2 separate regions of the Homo sapiens genome follow, and region 2 is linked to region 1. Evidence: read pairs that join two places in POLR2A ChIA-PET (ENCODE). Cell type or tissue: MCF 10A. All regions are shown on one strand. Links, peaks and the distances in the headings refer to the core of each region. The heading gives the core; the rest is flanking DNA.

The links. ChIA-PET counts read pairs that join two places held together with the same protein. Peaks named below come from ENCODE experiments on the same cell type or tissue, not always from the same donor. Only the 100,000 strongest peaks of a DNase experiment are listed, where the experiment ranks them.
Region 2: POLR2A ChIA-PET joins it to region 1 with 5 read pairs; 6 of 35 experiments call an interaction of 5 or more read pairs at or near these places.

The regions. Positions count from the first base shown.
Region 1 is chr5:10,307,845-10,313,068 of GRCh38, forward strand. It overlaps CMBL (carboxymethylenebutenolidase homolog), which reads right to left and starts at 58. Exons shown (of 6, transcript NM_138809.4): 1 at 1-58. RefSeq lists a cis regulatory region at 2,661-2,893. In MCF 10A, for the core only: no CTCF peak of the experiment used is centred there; DNase peaks (open chromatin) are centred at 67 and 2,757.
Region 2 is chr5:10,370,822-10,376,316 of GRCh38, forward strand. The region is part of intron 1 of MARCHF6 (membrane associated ring-CH-type finger 6); the gene reads left to right. Among named protein-coding and RNA genes, the nearest start is that of MARCHF6-DT, 20 kb to the left of the region's middle. In MCF 10A, for the core only: no CTCF peak of the experiment used is centred there; no DNase peak of the experiment used is centred there.

The sequences.
Region 1 (5,224 bases), core at 1-5,000:
GTCGGGGAAGGGAAGGAAGGCCAGGAGGGAGGGAGGCGCAGTGGGGAGGAGACGAGAGAAGGGAGGGAGGGAAGTGTGAGGGGAGGGGAAGAAGTGGGGTGGTCGGAGGGTGGGGTAGGGAGGAAGAGGGAGGGAGAGATGGGAGAGGCTCCAAGATAAAGAAAGGTGCAGGGAGAGGGGGTGGGAGGGAGGGAACCGCAGAGAGGAAGGGAGAAGAGAATCAGGCAGCCTTGAGGGAGGAGGCAGGGAGGCCAGGAGAAGGAAGACAGCCAGCCTTCTGTGAGATTTACGTGCGTGCCTGGCTTCCAAGACAAGTAACTTCTGTTGTAAATACAAATTAAGCTATTTTTTGTTTATTTTATTTTATTTTATTTTATTTTATTTTATTTTATTTTAGAGATAGGGTCTTATTCTGTCACCCAGGCTGGAGTGCAGTGACACAATCATAGATCACTGGAGCCTCGAACTCCTGGCTTCAAGTGATCCTCCCCTTCAGCCTCCCAAAGTGCTGGGATTACAGGTGTGAGCCACCATGCCCAGCCACAATTTTTTTTTTTTTTTTTTTTTTTTTTGAGATGGAGTCTAACCCTGTTGCCGAGGCTGGAGTGCAGTGGCACGATCTCAACCTCAACCTCACTGCAACCTCCACCTCCCGGATTCAAGTGATTCTCCTGCCTCAGCTTCCCCAGTAGCTGGGATTATAGGCACGCGCCACCACGCCCAGCTAATTTTTGTGTTTTCAATAGAGACGGAGTTTTACCGTGTTGGCCAGGCTGGTCTCGAACTCCTGACCTCAAGTGTTCCACCTGCTTCGGCCTCCCAAACTGCCGAGATTACAGGCGTGAGCCGCCGCACCCGGCCCCAGCCCCAAATTAAGCCTTTTTTTAAAAAAGAAATTAATACACGTTTCATACTTGCCTCCTTCGTATTTTCTCTGGTCATCTGCCCAAGGTTATGACAACAGCTTCAACTTGGCTGCAGAAGCACACCCCTGTGGCTCACTCAAACTGGAAACATACAGGAAAAGGGAATTCTAGGAATATAGCTCAGCCTGGACAAATGGGCACATTAAAAAGCCATTGCACCGTGGTGGCCGCACTTCCTGCCATCCCCACTGCAAAGGTGTTGTTATGGACTGAATGTTTGTGTCCCCTCCAAAATTTGTACGTTGAAATCCTAACCACCCCGCCCATGGTGGTATTTGGAGGCGGGGCCTTTGGGAGATGCTTAGGTCATGAGGGTGGAGCCCCCAAGAATGGGATTTGTGCCGTTACAAAAAGAGGCAAGGGAGCTTGCTTCCTCATCTGTATGCCAGGAAGAGGATACTCACCAAGAACCCAATCCTGCTGGCCCATCCCAGACTTCCAACTTCCAGAACTATAAGAAATAAATGTTGTTTAAGCTACCCAAGTCTATCTATGATGTTTTTGTTGTTGTTGTTGCTGTTGCTGTTTTTGAGACAGAGTCTCGCTGTGTCGCCCAGGCTGGAGTGCAGTGGTCCCATCTCGGCTCTCTGCAACCTCCGCCTCTCGGGTTCAAGCAATTCTCCTGCCTCAGCCTCCTGAGTAGCTGAGACTACAGACATGTACCACCATGCCCAGCTACTTTTTGTATTTTTAGTGGAGATGGGGTTTCACCATGTTGGTAAGGATGGTCTCAAACACCTGACTTCAGGTGATTCACTGGCCTCGGCCTCCCAAAGTGCTGGGATTACAGGCATGAGCCACCTCGCCCAGCCTGGTGTTTTTGTTATAGCAGCCCAAACGGACTAAAACAGTGTTTTCCTTCTAGAGATACACTAATTTTCTTTCAGACAGGATCTTTCAAAACCCAGTCTGAAACATCTGCAGTTGAATTATTTTATGGGCTTGGAATTTCTCTAAAATAGTGGTTAGGGATTTTTTAAACATCAGAATAATTTAAAAAGTTACCAAAGTGTTATTACCCAGAACAAATTCAGGGTCAGCGCCAAAGAAAAAAATTTATTTACTTTTTTTGAGACAGGGTCTCACTCTGTCACCCAGACTGGAGAGCAGTGGAATGATCACAGCTCACTGCAGCCTCTACTTCCCTGGGCTCAGGTGATCCTCCCACCTCAGCCTCCTAAGTAGCTGGGACTACAGGCATGTCACCCAATTAAGTTTTTGTTTGTTTGTTTGTTTTTGTTTTTGTAGAGACGGGCTTTCGCCCTGTTGCCCAGGCTGAAGAAAAATTCTTGTTTCCATCCTACAATGCGCAAATTGCTTGTGACACCTAAAAGGACAATTTTTCAACTTCACCAATTTTAGTGCCAAACTCCATGGAAAATTAATCACACAAGTGATTATTTAACCTAGGTTCTTAAAAAAATTAAGTTTCCTTCTTACAGAAACTCTCAGCAGAAATGAACTCTAAGATTTCATGGAGTTCCCTATAAATTAAAGAGCTATGACTCAGCGTTTGCTGCTCGTTACCCCTCCAAAGTTATCTTTATTTTTCATTATAAAATAGGTAACTAAATTCCAGGGACAGAATGAGTCCAAGCTGAATTAACAAACAGGGCAAGGTCAAAGTTAAACAAAATTGCTGACTCTGCTCAAACTCCTGTGATTTACACTGACCTTGAAGGCAAGGCCAGGAAAAGTATTCCTTGGAATTGCTCCTCTAAAGACGCTTGGAACAAAATCAGAAAAAGTGCTGCTGTGTTTCAGAACATCTCAAAATAATACCTGAGGGCAAACATATTCTATGTCATCTGTTACCATTTCCTGGCCGTGCTGCTGACTCAGCCTCCAGCACTCCTTGGTGGAGCTGCAGGGAGCCCGCTGGGAAAGCGCTGAATCCTGTGCACAGGAAAGGCACTGCTGGTGAAGACAGGTGAGAGGCTGGGTAGGTGATTTCTAGAAGGTTCTTGAGCACCAGTCGGCCATCTTGTCATCCCCAGATAGAAAGCTTAAATTTGCTTTTTTTTTCACTTTTTATTAATGAAAATGTACAAACATATAGAAAGGTAGAAAGAAGAATACAATTAATTCCCATATACCCCAGGCCTAAATATAATTATCTTTAGTATTTTGCTAAACTTGCTTCATCGATTTTTTTTTCAAAAGTGTAGAAATTATAGACAACTTGACATTTTACCCCTTAATAATTTTGTAGTAGTCAGCCTCCAAGATGACTCATAACGTGCCCTGCCTCTGAGAAATCACAACCCTATGTAGTCTCCTACACTTACCATGGTTGGTCTGTGTGACCAATAGTCTACCAACATAGTGATGGTGTATTAGTCTGTTTTCATGCTGCCAGTAAAGACATACCCGAGACTGGGCAATTTACAAAAGAAAGAGGTTTAATGGGCTTACAGTTCCACGTGGCTGGGGAGGCCTCACAATCATGGTGGAAGACGAGGAGGAGCAAGTGACATCTTATGTGGATGGTGGCAGGAAAAGAGAGCTTGTGCAGGGAAACTCCTTCCTATAATACGATCAGATCTTGTGAGACTTACTCACTAACATGAGAACAGCATGGGAAAGACCTGCCCCCAGGCCAGGTGCCATGGCTCACGCCTGTAATCCCAGCACTTTGGGAAGCCAATGTGGCCAGATCACCTGAGGTCAGGAGTTTGAGACCAACCTGACCAACATGGTGAAACCCCGTTTCTACTAAAAATACAAAAAATTAGCTAGGCATGGTGGTGGGTGCCTGTAATCCCAGCTACTCAGGAGGCTGAGGCAGAAGAATCTCTTGAACCCAAGAGGGGGAAGTTGCAGTGAGCTGAGATTGCACCACTGCACTCCAGCCTGGGTAACAAGAGCAAAACTCCATCTAAAAAAAAAAAAAGACCTACTCCCAGGATTCATTACCTCCCACTGGGTCCCTCCCACAACACACAGGAATTCAAGATGAGATTTGGGTGCGGACACAGCCAAACCATATCAGATGGTACGTCTCTTCCAACATTAGATTAGACTCTGGGACTTCCACCTCTCTCTTCTCTCTCTCTCTTTCTCTTTCTGTGTGTGTGTTTCTGTGTGTCTCTGTGTGTGTGTGTCTAGCTTTCTCTCTCAGATCACATGCTGTAGGGGAAGTCAGCTCCCAGCCATGTCTTGAGTAGCCTCTGGAGCAAAGAAATCGTGACCCACAGCCATGTTCCTGGGCCATCCTGGACAAGAATCCTTCAGCGTCAGCCAAGTGTCAGATGCCATAACCCCATGGTAACCTCCTGAGAGACCCTGAGCCAGAAACTCCAACTAAGCCACTCCCAGACTCCTGAACCTCAAACTGTGCAAGATAATAATGTTTATTGTTGTGAGCTGCTAAGTTTTGGGCTAAATTGTGACACAGCGATTGTTAGTTCACACAGATGTTGATACCTTTGATAACTGGAAGTGGGGTGCTGCTATGACAACACTTCATGTGTGATAGTGACTTTGGAACTGTGGCTTTGGATTATCGAGAGTGTTAGTGAAAGCCTTGATTTACCCGAAAAAACCTGTTGATAAAAGATTCACGTCTTTTGTTTTTGTTTTGTTTTTTAGAGACAGGGCCTCACGCTGTTGCTCAGGCTGCGGTGGCATGGTCATAGCTCTTTGCAGCTTCAAACTCCTGAGCTCAAGGGATCCTCCTGAGTCAGCCTCCCAAAGTGCTGGATTACAGGCACATGCCACCACACTGGGCCTAAGACTCGGATCTTTAAAGATTGCAAGTGAGCACTTGTAGGAAAGTGAGGTCAATGAACTAGAACCTGGAGGAAGGGGGTCCTTGTTATGCAGTGGCAGACAGTTTGGCAATGCTGTTGACTGCAGTTATGTAGACAGAAGCAAATTAGCTGGGTAATCTGGCCAAGGAGATCTTCAATTGGTGTTTAAAGTACTACCTAGTTTTTTCTAATTCCTTCTAGTAAGATGCTAGAAGATAGGTCAACAAAAGGAAAGACAGTTAAATATAAATGAATTAGAACTGGATAGTTCTGGAAATTCTCAGTCTGCCTAGATGGCAAATGTATTAGGCCGTTCTTGCACTGCTATAGAGAAATACCCGGGCCAGGTGTGGTAGCTCACACCTGTAATCTCAGCACTTTGAGAGGATCACAAACAAAACAGGAGGATCACTTGAGCCCAGGAGTTTAAGATCAGCCTGGGCAAGGTAGTGAGACTCCGTCTCTACAAAAAAGTGAAAAAATTAGCCGGGTGTGGTGGTGCATGCCTGTAGTCCCAGCTACTTGGAAGACTGAGGTGGGAGGATT
Region 2 (5,495 bases), core at 182-5,181, 63 kb after region 1:
TGTACTACCTGGTTATTTTTTATCTTTATATTTCAGTAATGTATGTTTTACTCGATGGAGCAGTCTACTGTGCAAGTGGGAGAATATGATAAAGTTGGAGGAGCAGATAAATAGAATATTGACATTATGAAAAAAATAAAACATTCACGATAACCTGGTTGCTTGATGAAGGTAGTTGTGGGGAAGAAGCATGATAAGGTCAAAAGGAGAGTACTCTTGGAATTGGGAGCTAGTTTTTAATCCTCATTTGGCCCTTGGTTGATAATTACTTGGTTCTCAGTAACTGAAATAGAATTAGCTATTCTTAGATTTCCAGCCAGTTTTCTGAAAGTGTGACAGTTCAGTGATACCCTAGATCTCTTGTATACTGCCTTCTCCTTAGTCTTGTGTGGCCTTAGATGTGTTATATTACCCTACCCCTTTCAACCTCAGTTTCCCAAACTATGAGATTGGTATTGTGAGGAGTAAGTGACAGAATACATTCGGAGTGCTTAGAACTGTGTGTAGAGATGGTAGGTGTATTAGTCTGTTTTCATGCTGCTGATAAAGACATACCTGAGACTGGGCAATTTACAAAAGAAAGAGATTTATAATGGACTTACAGTTCCATGTGGCTGGGGAAGCCTCACAATCATGGTGGAGGGCAAGGAGGAGCAAGTCACAGGGATGGCAGCAGGCAAAAAGAGAGAGCAAGTGAGCTTGTGTGGGGGAACTCCTGTTTTTCAAACCATCAGATCTCATGAGACTTATTCACTATCACGAGAACAGCATTGCAAAGACTTGCCCCCATGATTCAATTACCTGGGTCCCTCCCACAACACGTGGGAATTCAAGATGAGATTTGGGTGGGGACACAGCCAAACCATATCAGTAGGTAATGAAATAAAGGGTAGTTCTTAGCTGATGTCAAAGTAACAATTGAATGTTGTGCTTTTTTATACTTTTTTTTCTTTGAGGCAGTGGCTGGTCTTTTAAAATGCCTTCATTAAAGTTTCTAGTACATTATACCAAATAGAAATTAAAAGACATGCAAGTTGCTGCTGGCTGGCATCTATAATCCCAGCTATTCAGGAGTCTGAGACAGGATGATTGCTTAAGGCCAGGAGTTTGAGACTAGCCCGGGCAACATAGTGAGACTCTATCTCCTAAAAAAGTTAGCTGAATGTGGTGGTGTGCTCCTGTAATGCCCACTCCTCATAGATATTTCAAAATAGTAATATTTATTGCTGCCAATGTGAGTAGGCCAAAAAAAAAAAAGAGAGACATAGAGACATGGAAGATCAAATGCCAATTAATTACTTAAAATTGATTTTGAGAATATGAAAACATCATTTTGGATTTTGATGTTTTCTGCTCCATAATGGAGCAGAAAATTAATTTTCATTTTCCTTATATTTGTTTTTCTCCTAAGACCCAATTGAGGGGGGAGAAAACCCATAGCATCTTAAAGATCTTTATTTTTTTATCATGTCTGTGTACTATTGTTAGTGGATATAATGCTTTATGAAATGTGGTCATTTCAGTAGTTTTATAAAATATGTTTTGATTTAAAAGCATGTAGCAATAGTGATCATTAATCCATTCATTAGAATTTTTTATACTTCATTATACAATTGACTCTGTGAAAATAGATGCTAGGGAGATTTTAAAGAGTTATTAATACTGCTTGGAAATAATAATATGTTAGAATTCCCTTTAGGATTATTTTTTTTCCCCACTTGAGACCTAACCTGTCATTGTTTTCATATAAACCAAACCACTTAAAGTAACAAATGGATTAATGCACTTGTTCTTCCTCTTGACGAACTCCTTGAAGAACAATTTTGGAAGTATTTATTAATTTGCTTTAAAATAACAACACTCATTATGTGTTAATATAAATACTGTTTTTCGTGAAAATAACTATTCCAAACTCCCAAAATTGATGAGGAAAGTGGATTTGTTTTATATTTGCCAATCTCTTTAATACCTATTTTAATGAGAAGCAGCTGGGTCTTTTCATCTCTAGCTGCATTCATTCTATTATCTCATGTAGCCTCTAGAAAATACCACTGCAAACTGGCAAGACAATAAGTGAAAAAGAAGTCTTAGGGGCTGGGCATGGTGGCTCATGCCTGTAATCCTAGTGCTTTGGGAGCTGAGATGGGAGGATTGCCTGAGGCCAGGAGTTAGAGGTTACAGTGAGCTATGGTGGTGTCACTGCACTCCAGCCTGGGTGACACAGCAAGACCCTGTCTCTTAAAAAAAAAAACAAAACAACAACAACAGCAACAAAAAACTTAAGTGTTACTAGGATAGTAGTTGTGTCTTTGCATTCTCTGAGTGAGAAACTTGGGATCCCAGTTCTCTTCTCTAGGCCAAGCAGAGCCCTGGGGCTTGATTTCAGAGTTGTTGGGTTTGCTTAGTATCTTGTTTGTTGGTTTGTCATTCAGAAGGACAGGGGTCTTCTGAAAAATCAGTGCCCTAATTCATGTGTGTGTCTACATCCTTCTAAGTGGAGATCCATGTCTCTCTCCCCACTCCACCTGTCCTGTTCCACCATTCGCTAGCTGGCCATCCACTTGGAGTCAGCAGTGCTTCCTGTGGTGAGTGTGCCCTGGAGTTTGCCACTGCTTTGGTCCTGACCACAGCTTTCTCAGGCCACGCAGGGCTAGGTTGTCTAGGTGGCAGTGTTTTGTATCATGGAATGAGCCCACCAAGTGACCAATTGCTGTACCCACGTGGATGTCACTCCACCTGTTGTCCTTGCCTCTCACAGGCAGCAATGTGCCAGCAGGACTGTCTTTGCCATACCCCAGGCCATAGTCAATGGCCGACCCGTCACGATGTTCCTGGAGGGCAGCGTCCCACGGGTGGGACACCCTTTGTCATGCTGTGGCTGCTATACCCTACTTCCTACTTGCACAGCCATCTGAATGTGGGCTAGGGAGCCCAAACCCTATGCCTGAGATCTGTACATCCACACTTGCACCCACCCTCCCTGGTAGATCCTACAGTAGTAGCACATGCCAGTTTCAAAAGTTAATCCACAGTATTGTTGTGAATGGCTGGATGAGGGTTCAGCTCCTATATAGATAACTGGTTATTGTAGGACTGATCCGCACCTGTGGCTTCAGTGACTCTGGTGATTCTAGGTAACCTAGATCAATCACATTTTCTCCCCACCCCCACCATGGCCCTGTCACTCTTAGGTGGCAGTTGTAGTGCCTACTGAGGCGACCACTGTGACCAAGAATCTTAATAATAGGGAATCTCAATTTGATTCTGCAGAGAGAGAGCCTGATAAATTAATACCCTATCTAAAGAATGCAGCAGGCGCACAAATTACCCACTCCCAACCCTGGAGGATAATGATTAAAACAATATAGAACTCTTTCAAGGCCCTGTAGTTGGAAAGAGTCCAGTTTAAATCCTTTAAAGAGGATCTATTGCAGGGCAAGCCTGGTGCTGGCAGCCACGGTAATCCCACTTTCAATGTGGTGTGCTGAATTCCTGGCAGTTAAAATGCTTGTTTTTGGATCTTAACGTGCTGCCGGGGTCCATTGCAAGAAAGTCCATGCCTCTTGTCTTTTTGGTACCTTACGGGCTCTTCTTCCCTGAGTTTCCCTGGAGCTGAAGTGTGCACTTGAAGAAAATTAGTGTTCAAAGTAGCGTGGGCTGCCTGGATACTGCTGGTGGGAATCATGGAATGGGAGCGTGGTTCTATTTTGTTTGTGTTGGAACTTTGAGGAAGCTTATTAAGCAGGGCAGTTGGGGCATTAGTATTGCACCGCTAGGACTCAAATTCTGGGCCAGTAATAAGACTGATCAGAGTGAAAGTTTTTGCCAAGGATGTTTTCATTAACCAAGAATGAAGGTGAAAGTGGGAAGTTTAAAGATGTTCAGGTCCTGTGTAGTTACGAACATAAATGTGATGTTGACCACTGCATTAATGCCCATGACCCACTAGCAGCTTCCAGGAAACCAGAGCCCTTTGGGTCGTGGTAGGGGGAAGGTCTGTGTTCATAGCTGAAACTGAAAGGCAACAGCAATAGAGACAGCTTAATTTGACTGAACATGAGCAACCTTACCTGCTTCCAGCACAGACAGGATTGTCCCATTGATAGTTATTCTGTGGGTGGGGGTGCATGGCTTTTCTACTTGATGAAGAGATTTTGAGAGGTGACAGCATGCTGGCAGTCCTCACAGCCCTCGCTTGCTCTCGGCGCCTCCTCTGCCTGGGCTCCCACTTTGGCGGCACTTGAGGAGCCCTTCAGCCCACCACTGCACTGTGGGAGCCCCTTTCTGGCCTGGCCAAGGCCAGAACTGGCTCCCTCAGCTTGCAGGGAGGTGTGGAGGGAGAGGCGCGAGCGGGAACTGGGGCTGCGTGCAGCGCTTGCGGGCCAGCTGGAGTTCCGGGTGGGCATGGGCTTGGTGGGCCTGCACTCGGAGCAGCCGGCCGGCCCTGCCGGCCCAGGCAGTGAGAGACTTGGCACCCGGGCCAGCGGCTGCAGAGGGTGTACTGGGTCCCCCAGCAGTGCCGGCCCACCGGCGCTGTGCTCGATTTCTTGCCGGGCCTTAGCTGCCTTCCCGCTGGGCAGGGCTCGGGACCTGCAGCCCGCCATGCCTGAGCCTCCCACCCACTCCATGGGCTCCTGTGCGGCCCGAGCCTCCCCGACGAGCACCACCCTCTGCTCCACGGCGCCCAGTCCCATCGACCACCCAAGGGCTGAGGAGTGCCAGCGCATGGCGCGGGACTGGCAGGCAGCTCCACCTGCAGCCCGGGTGCGGGATCCACTAGGTGAAGCCAGCTGGGCTCCTGAGTCTGGTGGGGACGTGGAGAGTCTTTATGTCTAGCTCAGGGACTGCAAACACACCAATCAGCACCCTGTGTGTTTAGCTCAAGGTTTGTGAGTGCACCAGTTGACACTCTGTATCTAGCTGCTCTGGTGGAGCCTTGGAGAACCTTTATGTCTAGCTCAGGGATTGTAAATACACCAATCGGCACTCTGTATCTAGCTCAAGGTTTGTAAACACACCAATCAGCACCCTGTGTTTAGCTCAAGGTTTGTGAGTGCACCAATCTACACTCTATCTAGCTGCTCTGGTGGGGCCTTGGAGAACTTTTGTGTCAATACTCTGTATCTAACTAATCTGATGGGGACGTGGAGAACCTTTGTATCTAGCTCAGGGATTGTAAATGTACCAATCAGCACCCTGTCAAAACAGGCCACTCGGCTCTACCAATCAGCAGGATGTGGGTGGGGCCAGATAAGAGAATAAAAGCAGGCTGCCGGAGCCAGCAGTGGCAAGCTGCTCGGGTCCCCTTCCACACTGTGGAAGCTTTGTTCTTTCACTTTTTGCAATAAATCTTGCTACTGCTCACTCTTTGGGTCCACACTGCTTTTATGAGCTGTAACACTCACCGTGAAGATCTGCAGTTTCTCTCCTGAAGCCAGCGAGACCACGAGCCCACCAGAAGGAACGAACAACTCCAGACGCGCTGCCTTAAGAGC